Regions from separate parts of the Homo sapiens genome. Here region 2 is linked to region 1. Evidence: chromatin contacts called from ENCODE Hi-C or POLR2A ChIA-PET data. All regions are on one chromosome and are shown on one strand. Each heading gives the region's core, a stretch centred on a gene start or an enhancer-like site at or near the end of the contact. The rest is flanking DNA. Distances are from core to core; before and after follow the strand shown.

The links. Hi-C counts contacts between places; a loop is a spot of excess contacts on that map. ChIA-PET counts read pairs that join two places held with the same protein, here RNA polymerase II (POLR2A). Pooled maps may share reads with other maps.
Region 2: a pooled map shows a loop between it and region 1 (6-fold over the local background). The contact joins the promoter of WLS here to the promoter of MIER1 in region 1. A Hi-C loop is called at or near these places in 1 of 168 maps with a recorded cell type or tissue (sigmoid colon) and 5 of 50 pooled maps. POLR2A ChIA-PET finds 5 or more read pairs at or near these places in 1 of 52 experiments (endothelial cell of umbilical vein).

The regions. Positions count from the first base shown.
Region 1 is chr1:66,923,119-66,927,890 of GRCh38, forward strand. MIER1 (MIER1 transcriptional regulator) reads left to right here and starts at 1,872. Exons shown (of 14, transcript NM_001077700.3): 1 at 1,872-1,977; 2 at 3,024-3,124. The coding sequence starts at 1,911. DNAI4 (dynein axonemal intermediate chain 4) reads right to left here and starts at 1,738. Exons shown (of 17, transcript NM_024763.5): 1 at 1,544-1,738. The coding sequence starts at 1,713. RefSeq lists enhancers at 1,441-1,600, 1,891-2,170 and a silencer at 1,741-1,860.
Region 2 is chr1:68,231,215-68,235,475 of GRCh38, forward strand. It overlaps WLS (Wnt ligand secretion mediator), which reads right to left and starts at 1,309. Exons shown (of 12, transcript NM_024911.7): 1 at 980-1,309. The coding sequence starts at 1,085.

The sequences.
Region 1 (4,772 bases), core at 622-3,121:
ACACAAATACTTAGCATTGTGTTACAATTGCCTACAGTATTCAGTACAGTAACATGCTATGCAGGTTGGTAGCCTAGAAGCAACAAATGCATTTTCATCATTATGCAAACACCATTTAGTGTACTTACACAAACCTAGATGTATAGCCTACTATAGCTTAGGTGTACAGTCTACTATACAATTGTAGCCTAGGTGTATAGTAGCCCATACATCTACGTTTGTGTAAGTACACTAGAAGATATTTGCAAAATGCTGAAATTGGCTAACAAGGTATTTCTCAGAAGGTATCACCATCGATGCATGACTGTATTTAGTTATGGTAGTGAGGAACAGATACCAGCAAAGGATCTGGGAAAGGTGAAACCATGAACCAAGACAAGAACTAGGAAGAGTGGTTTCTCAGAACCCAAATAAAGCTTTTCAAAGATCGAGAAGCGATAAACCCGACCGACACTGCTTCATTCAAAAAGAATGAAACTGTGGATCAGCCATTGTATTTGGTTGCATGGCTATTGCTGGCTTTCATAGAAGCTGTTTTGATGGAGTGGTAGGATGGACAAAAGCGTGAGTACCATATTCAAGAGAGAATGCAAGGTTCTCTCCCAAGAACTCTCAACAAGTTCCGCTGAAGAAAGATTAGCTGAGGTGGAGGAGATTGGAGAGGGGAAGAGAAAACAAATTACTTAGGGAATTTTGGGGGAACTTAGTGGGCAGCATTACGGGCAGCGCTAAGGAACCATTTAAAGTAAGACAAGTCCACACAGCTGTGTGCTTTTCTACAGTCTTGTTCAACTGCTGCATAACAACAGAATGTTGGAAGCAGGAATTAGTTTTAAAGTAAGATGGTATTGACGAGACGACAATAAAATACCTCTACTACAGAGCACAGCAATGTTCGGCCTGGTGGCTCACAGAAGCTGAGGCTCTTGAACGTCTGGGCACAGCATGAAAGCATCAAGCTTGAGAGACTGCAGGCCTTAACAAACTAGAAGTGCTAGAACGATGGTTCTAAACCAGGTCTTTTCTCACACAGCAAGCACAGCAATAGAGATTTATTTTATCTTATTTTTTAGACAGAGTCTCGCTCTGTTGCTCAGGCTCGAGTGCAACGGCACGATCTCGGCTTACTGCAACCTCCGCCTTCCGGGTTCAAGGGATTCTCCTGCCTCAGCCTCCCAAGTAGCTGGGATTACAGGCATGTGCCACCACGTCCGGCTAACTTTTTGTATTTTTAGTACAGACGGGGTTTCACCATGTTGGCCAGCCTGGACGCTAACTTCTGACCTCAGGTGATCCACCCCACTCGGCCTCCCAAAGTGCCGGGATTACAGGTGTGAGCCACCGCGCCCAGCCCAGTAGAGATTCTTTTAAAGACTGCGGTAGGTCGATAAAGGAGACATTGTGGCCTAGGAGCTTCAAGGTCTACAGACTGAACCCAGTTAGGGTAGGGCCCCTTTCCAAATCCAGAAATGGTATCTATTAATAGAAGGGCTCCCTCCGGGTCCCAGGGGGATGGACTACGGTTTTTAGCGCCGGAACTTACAACCCGAAGTTCTGCTGCTTGTGACTGCCTGCCGGAGAGACTGGCATGGTGGCGACCAGCTGGGGAGTGGTGCACCACCCCTTTTTTTGGCCGCCTCTGAAGTCCCTGTACCCCCAAGCTCCTCCGTTAGCGGCTCGGGCCGAGGCTCCGGAATGTTTGCCGGGCGTCATGGCGACGGTGGAGCCCTGGCTCAACAAGCGGCCGCGCGGTTGGCTGGCGGCACGAGGCCGAGGAGGAGGGCGGAGGCGGAGGGGAGGGCAGAGGGTTGGTGGAGCTGGAGGAAGCTCCGGACGACGACTGGAAGAAGGAGGCGGGCGGCCCGGGCCTCAGGCCCCTCCCAGGCTCTGAGTCTCCCGGCTGCAGGCGGATGGATGGGGCTTCTTCAGGCGGTGGCGGCAGCAGCGAAGGTGGCGGCGGCAGCAGCGGCAGCGGCTGTAAGTGCAGCCTCCACAAGCCATCTCTCCCCTTCTATTCCAGTTTGGGATGAGGGGCTCCTGAGGTGTCCTCAGTCCCCTTTCTCTCCTTCCCCTCCCCCACGGCAGTGTACCGCCCGGAAGACCCTTAACTTCCGGGGAGGGGCTGCCGCAGAACGCGCCTGGCTTGCTCTCCGCCGGCTGCCAAAGGCGCATGCGCAGCTTCCTCCCTCTGGCCATCGACTGCCTCCCAGCGCCGCCTTTTTGCCTTCGCGGTGGTGGCGCCGCGCTGGGAATCCGCTGCGGAGTGAGTTCGCCTCGCCCCGTTCGCTTCGGTCCCTGATCCCAGTCGGGGTGGGGCTAAGCTGACCACCCTGCTGTGGCTCCGCCTCTTTCTCCTGTATTTCCCTCACTTGTGTCCCATCCCCGGGAGGCTCTCGCTTGCACTGCAGCCTTTATGGTGAGCAGCGCCCTGGGCCAACTTGCCCTTTTCGGATGGAGTCAGGGAGGGAGGAGAGACTCGAATAGGGTATTACTGTAAGGAAACGAGGTCCTCCTAGCGCGTGGGAGGATCCCTTGGGACAGATGCCCGCCGCTCTTTACTCTTGTTCTTTCAGCTTGTAGTGGCTAGGTCCCTGGCCTGGAGCCTATCTGTGGTCCCTGCATGCTGTGTAACCTTGAGCGAGTCACTATCCCTCTCTGGGCTTCAGTTTTCCCTATTTAAAGCTTCCTCCAACGCTAGAATTCTGCATTTCTGCAGAAGAACTTATGTAATTACAAGATTGACTTGGCTATTGAGGCCGCTTCACCAAGATGACCCGGAGTTGACTGAACCTTCTTCACTTATGGGTGGAATGAGGCGACCTATTTATTGGGTCGCTTTTATTCCTTTATCATTAGTTACAAATTGCATGACTTAAGGCTCATTAAATGTTTTTCTAAAATTGTCATGGGATCCTTGTCCTGATTCCCGACCATCTTTTTAAAAATGCGAAACAGGGTGGATGGTGAGCTTGTATCATCGTTTCTGTCTCCTTGCTACTGAGGCTCTCTTTCCTTTGATCCAGATGGTGTGGTCGCTCGATTCTCCCAGTGCCTGGCTGAGTTTCGGACGTGGTTAAGAACCAACTGGTTGAGGTTCAATGCAGACAAGACGGATGTGATGCTGGTAGGCAGGGGTACACTTGGAGATTAAGGGAGGGAAAATCCAAACTCCCTCAAGTAATATAAGATTATATTACTCTTCTTATATGTTCCAGTGTTTGAGAACTGATGGGCCAAAAATTTCCAGAATTTGGGTGAGATAAAAATAACATGTCATCAATGTAAAAACCATAATCATAGTTTGTAATATTCTGATAAAATGGGGCCACTGGATAAAACTGTAAAAATTATGAAAAGAAAATCCAAAACTGTTATTTGAAGAACCAAAAGCCTATATAAGTGTTTTAGAGTGGCATTAATAACAAAAAATGAAACTAACGAAAGATGATGCTGATTGTCACTATAGATGTGGGGCTTCCAAATGTAATAGGCTAAGTTTTTTAGATGTAGGTATTTTCAACCAAATTAGTAATTATCCATAAAATTTTACCACCACATCATAAAGACATGGTGTAGGCTGTTGCTTTTAAATAAAAATTTCAGGAAATAGTTTATAAACTAATCTCAAAAGAGACTCATGGACGCTGAAAATTGTTAGATATAGAATTTTTTAGTTTTGGATGTGTTGTATTAATCTATTTCAGTCAGCTAACCCCAGAGTCTAAATTGTTATAAGTACAGTATTTTCTTGGTGCATTTTGAGAGGTACCTTTTTGGATTGCATAACAGATAGGTTTATATAGTATATATATATATGTTACTTGTATTTGAATCAGGTGTTGGTACTGAATAAAAGGTTATATTTCTTAGGTATATGTAAATTGCCAAAGAAGTTTGTTCATTGGTTCGTTTAAGGTACTGGTTGAAGTAAGATTGTGCTCCTAAATGCTTTTGTTAAAAGCATAATAATAACTGAGGGGTTTGTGTGTGCGTGCGCCTTATAGCCTCTATAGAATTGTTCAATAACTTTTGAATGGAAGATTCAGTAAATTGCTTACAAATGATTTATCAATATAATAGCAGTTTTGAGTAGCTTAATGTCATAAAAATTAATGTTACTTTGCCTGAAAATAAGGAGGCTTTTAGGTGGGGAATAGGAGCTGAAGAGGCATTTATTCAGGCTTTGTATAGTGGTTTTTTGTTTTGGGACATTAATCACAAACCTCACATAAAATTGGAATTCAGCACACTTTTTTAGTTTAAAAATTTTATACACAATTCCAACAGAACTACTGTTTTGGATATCACATTAATAAATAACAAAGTGTAATAATTTTAAGCAGACACAATTAATGGTGCATTTTCTTATGCCTTTAGCTCTCTCATGTCCTATTTTCAACTCTTCTAGTATGAATAGGCTTTAAAAATAAATTTTTTTTTGTTAACCCAAGTATAAATATTAACTGTTTGCATTTGGATACAAAGAAGATATCTGTTGAATTAATCCAAAGTGCTGAAGAACTAAGGGTAATGGATGGAAACAACAAGGAGGTAGATTCTGGCATAATAAAAGAAAGAATGTTTTAAACATTTGAACTTTTTTTGAAAAGAGCAGCCTTTTTATGAGATATAGTGAGTCACTGGAGGGGTTTAAACATAGGCAGAAAGCCTGGTAGTAGAAGCATGATGAGAGATTACTATCTTGACAGGGTAGAGAATTGACTAAAAGATCTCTAAGGTCCCATCCAACACTAAAATTCTATAACTAGTGA
Region 2 (4,261 bases), core at 59-2,558, 1.3 Mb after region 1:
CGGTCCGTGAGGCGGTTTTCTTCACCCGGAAGCCTGTTTGACTCAGAGAGGTCCGGGAGGTGCACGCCAGGGGAGGTCTCCCGGGGCGGGCGCTGTCGCCGAGGAGGCCGGCGAGCTGTCACCTGCGGGGGGCTGTGGTGGGAGCTGAGGGCGCTCTCCTAAGCGCCAAAAGAGGACGGGGACATTCACAGTCACCGGCTCTCGGGGCTCTAAGTAGTGGGGGAAGGGATATTCACGAGTGGGCAGGAGGCCAAAAGCAACACCTTTCGGATACGCTTTTCCCCTCCGACCTCTCCAACTTCCCGCGGCGCTGGTCAAGGACTCCCTCCCACCCCACCCCATCCCACCCAACCTCCCGGCCGACAATTCGGACCTGTCCACGGCAGAGCGTGGGGTGGAGTGCGGCGGGAAAGCAGAGGGCGCGAAGGTCGGGACCCCAAATTGCAAACCCTCAGCCCCTAGCAAAGACGACCAAATGCATTTACAACCGTGCAAGTATCTCAGCCTTGTAACAGAGCTCCGGGTTTGCGCCGGGCACAGTTCCCCGACTCTTCTGTTGTTCCTAATAAAGTCGATTACGTTGCCCTCCCGGAGCTGATTGGAAGGGAACCGAGAGGAAAAGGGGGGGAACGCGGGAAAAAGCGGGGGGGGGGGGGGGCGAGCAATCAACTTTGTAACCCAGCGCTTCCTCGCGCGATCCGTCGCCATGCTTAAGATTCCCACCCCCGCCGCCCCCCTCTTGCCTTTCAAGTGGATACTGAAACTAGGCCAAAACTTTTTCCCCTCCTTTTCTCTTAGCCACTAGACTGGATTGTGCCCCACGGAGCCCCATGGAGCTCTGCTTTCTTAAGCACAATAGCCGGACTAATTAGATCATAGAAGCAAGGCAGTGATACTGTAACAAGTAGCCCAAGAGGCAAAGAGGGAAGGGGCCCGAAAAGACAGAAAGGGGGAAAAGTTTGCAGCTCTCCGCACTTACCAATCAAGCCTCCCACCAGAAAGGCGATGATTTGGAACACGAGCAGAATCCCACCAACAATGCACAGCTTCTTGGTGCTCATGTTTTCTATAATTGCCCCAGCCATTTTTGCGCCCCCCCTTTTTCTTTTCTCCTTGAAATAAATGTTTTAGGGTGAGCTTTTTGCTCCCTCCTCTCACACACTCCCTCCTTCCTCGCCTCCTTTCTGGGCGCTGCAAAACTTCAGAGGTGCTGGAGCGCGGCGAGGATGGGACCGGGACGGAAGGCGCCCGCACGGATTCCCCCGGCGCAGCCGGCTCGGGTTCCCCCAATGCCCGGAGCTGTGATTGTGGCCGCTCCGCCGCCTGTGGACGCTTAAAGGAGCAGGGAAGCGGATCACATGACGCCGCCTCCCTCCCTTTCTTCCTCCCTCCCTCTCGCGCTTCCTCCCTCCCTCCCTCCCTCTCTTCCTCTACCCCTTGCCCACCAGTTCGGGGCTCAGAGCTCTGGCGGGTGCTGGCGCCTGGCTCCCGAGTCTGGCCTGCAACCTGTCTCTCCAAGGTCTGATGCCATTTAGGGGTTGCTGTTGATGTTAAGCGGGTTCCCCCTGCCCAGCTTCTCACAGGTTTCCTTTTCTGGTTTCCGAAGTGCGAGATTTAAATCACCGGTGGACCGCCTTGCAGACCTTTAACTTACGCGTTGACTTTAGGAAATGGTCCCCACCCCACCCCCAACTGCTAGAACTCTCTTTAGGAAAGAGGAGGAGAATTTTTTTTAAAAGGACCCAATAGATGCCTAAGTCAAAACACAGAGATGCGGAATAAAGTCTCAGCTCGACTTCTTTCTACCAGATTCCCAGCCTCGGTTATTGGGCACATACCCAGCTAAATTCCCCACGGCGCCCCTTGAGGAAACTTGCTCTCCAGCCAAATCAGACCACTGTTCGTTACTCCAGCACATGTGCTTCCACAGCCTTAACCCTGGTTATTGCCTTAAAGAGAACATGTTCTACTCCATCAATGTTAAACCTGATCCAAAACCAACTAGTGTTAAAAAATCTTTCTAATTTTCCACACCACCTCCATGCAGTATCTCTGGGAACTGAGCCCCTACAATCCTGTATTTACATTTTTACCTCCTATTGTAAGGATTTGTGTACACGTTTGTCTCCACCACTGAGCTGTAAACTCCTGGGGAATAGGGACCAAGTTTTTTTTGTTCTTTGTACCCCCCATGGTGCCTAACAAAATGCTAGCTCTAGTAGGTGCCCCATAATCTTTTGTGGAATGAATAAGTGAATGTGAAAGCAAGCCCACAGTTTGTATTTCAAAGGTCTAAAGAGATCTTAGTTGGTTTAGAGGGTACCTATATTAAGTTACAATGTTTGTTGTCTCTTTGTGAGAAATCATATATTTATATTTATACTTAACTTCCATAAAAAGAGGGGCGGGGCTCCCGATAGAGATTTCCTGCTCTATCAAGCCTAAATTTCTGGGCCTGGTTTTTCCATGTTTCATAAACTGGCCGCTTGGCCAGTACAACTCACCTTACTCAATAGACCCTTGGTTTGGTAAATACCCCACCCTGCTCCCCAAACGTGCAGTTTCTACCACCACCACCCACACATCTTGTTTCTTGTCCCTCCCATCCTTACACACCCTCTTCATGCCAAGAGACTATTTTTCCCAGTCCTCTCTCCTCCTCTACTCTGTTCCTGAATTTTCATTGCCCTTATAAAAGATGTCATGCAGGTTACACTTAATAGAAGCATTCATTTCTAATCTCCAAATAGAACAGAGACTTGTCAAGGACAAGCACCAAACTTTATGCATACAAAACTCCATCTCTTCAACATCTAATAGTTCTTAACAGTTCTGAGGATATACACATCATTATGTGTCACATAAGGATGTTTCAGTCAACAACAGACCGTGTGTGTGACAGTAGTCCTATAAGGTTATAATACCATATTCTTACAACACCTTTTCTATAGATATGTTTAGATACACAGAGTGCTTACTATTGCATTACAGTTGTCTACAGTGTTCAGTACAGTAACATGCCAGACAGGTTTGTAGTCTAGGAGCAATCAGCTACACGGTGTAGCCTAGGTCTGTAGTAGGCTATGCTACCTAGGTTTATGTAAGTGCCCTCTATGACATTTGCACAATGACAAATCACCTAACAACACATTCTCAGAAGGTATTCCCATCATTAAGCAATGCATGACTGTGGTTGCTGTTTATCTATTCTCTCATTCAACTCTTTATCCAAGTCACTTATTGAGCCTTTAACATGTTCCAGGCTTTCTTTCTTAAGCACTCAAGGATACCAAGATGTCAAAGTACTTGCACCTGCCCCAGAGGAACCCCCCCCCAGTCCAAATGTTATTCACTGAATAGTAATTAATTACCTCTACTTTGGCAAACACCAGGTACTATCAGAAAGGATGAAGTAGACAGAATTGTTGTCCTTCCAATGTCCTTCAGTTCAAAGTACTCAGATACCTTGGGGTATCATGTTCTGAGCCCAGCACTCCTAAGGGCCCATTTATCTTTCCTAAAAGTCATTTGTTTTCTCATAAATACACTTCTTCTCCTATTAAGATAGAATATAAGCTCCAAATTCTATTAACAACTGCCTCCTTGAGTGGTTATGAATGCCCACATACATTTGATATATGTGAACAAAAATTTGTCTTTTGCCTTGCTAATCTGTCTTTTGTCAGTTTAGTCCACAGACCCCCAAGCACTATGCATAAGAGGGTAGAGAAAAAATGGTGGGTTTTTTGTTTATTTATTTGTTTGTTTGTTTTTGAGACAGAGTCTCATTCTGTCGCCCAGTCTGCAGTGCAGTGACACGATCTTGGCTCACTGCAACCTCTGCCTCCTGAGCTCAAGCAATTCTCCTGCCTCAGCCTCCTGTGTAGCTGGGATTACAGGTGCCCACCACCACATCTAGCTAATTTTTGTATTTTTAGTAGAAATGGGGTTTCGCCATGTTGGCTAGGCTGGTCTTGAACTCCTGACCTCAGGTGATCCACCCACCTCTGCTCCCAAAGTGCTGGGATTACAGGTGTGAGCTACCACGCCTGGCCCCCGTCCACTTCAAATATAAACTGGATCCATAAAAAATGTCTGGAGTGGTAGAAGTGATTTATTCAGATTAGTGAACTCCTTGACTTAGTTTTTAATGAGCTGCTACAATACACCCCACCCCCTCTGCTCTGAAATGCATCTCTGCAGAGTAACTAGCCTAACTCCTTAGGTTTCAGTTTTCTCATCTGTAAATGAGTTGCTGGTT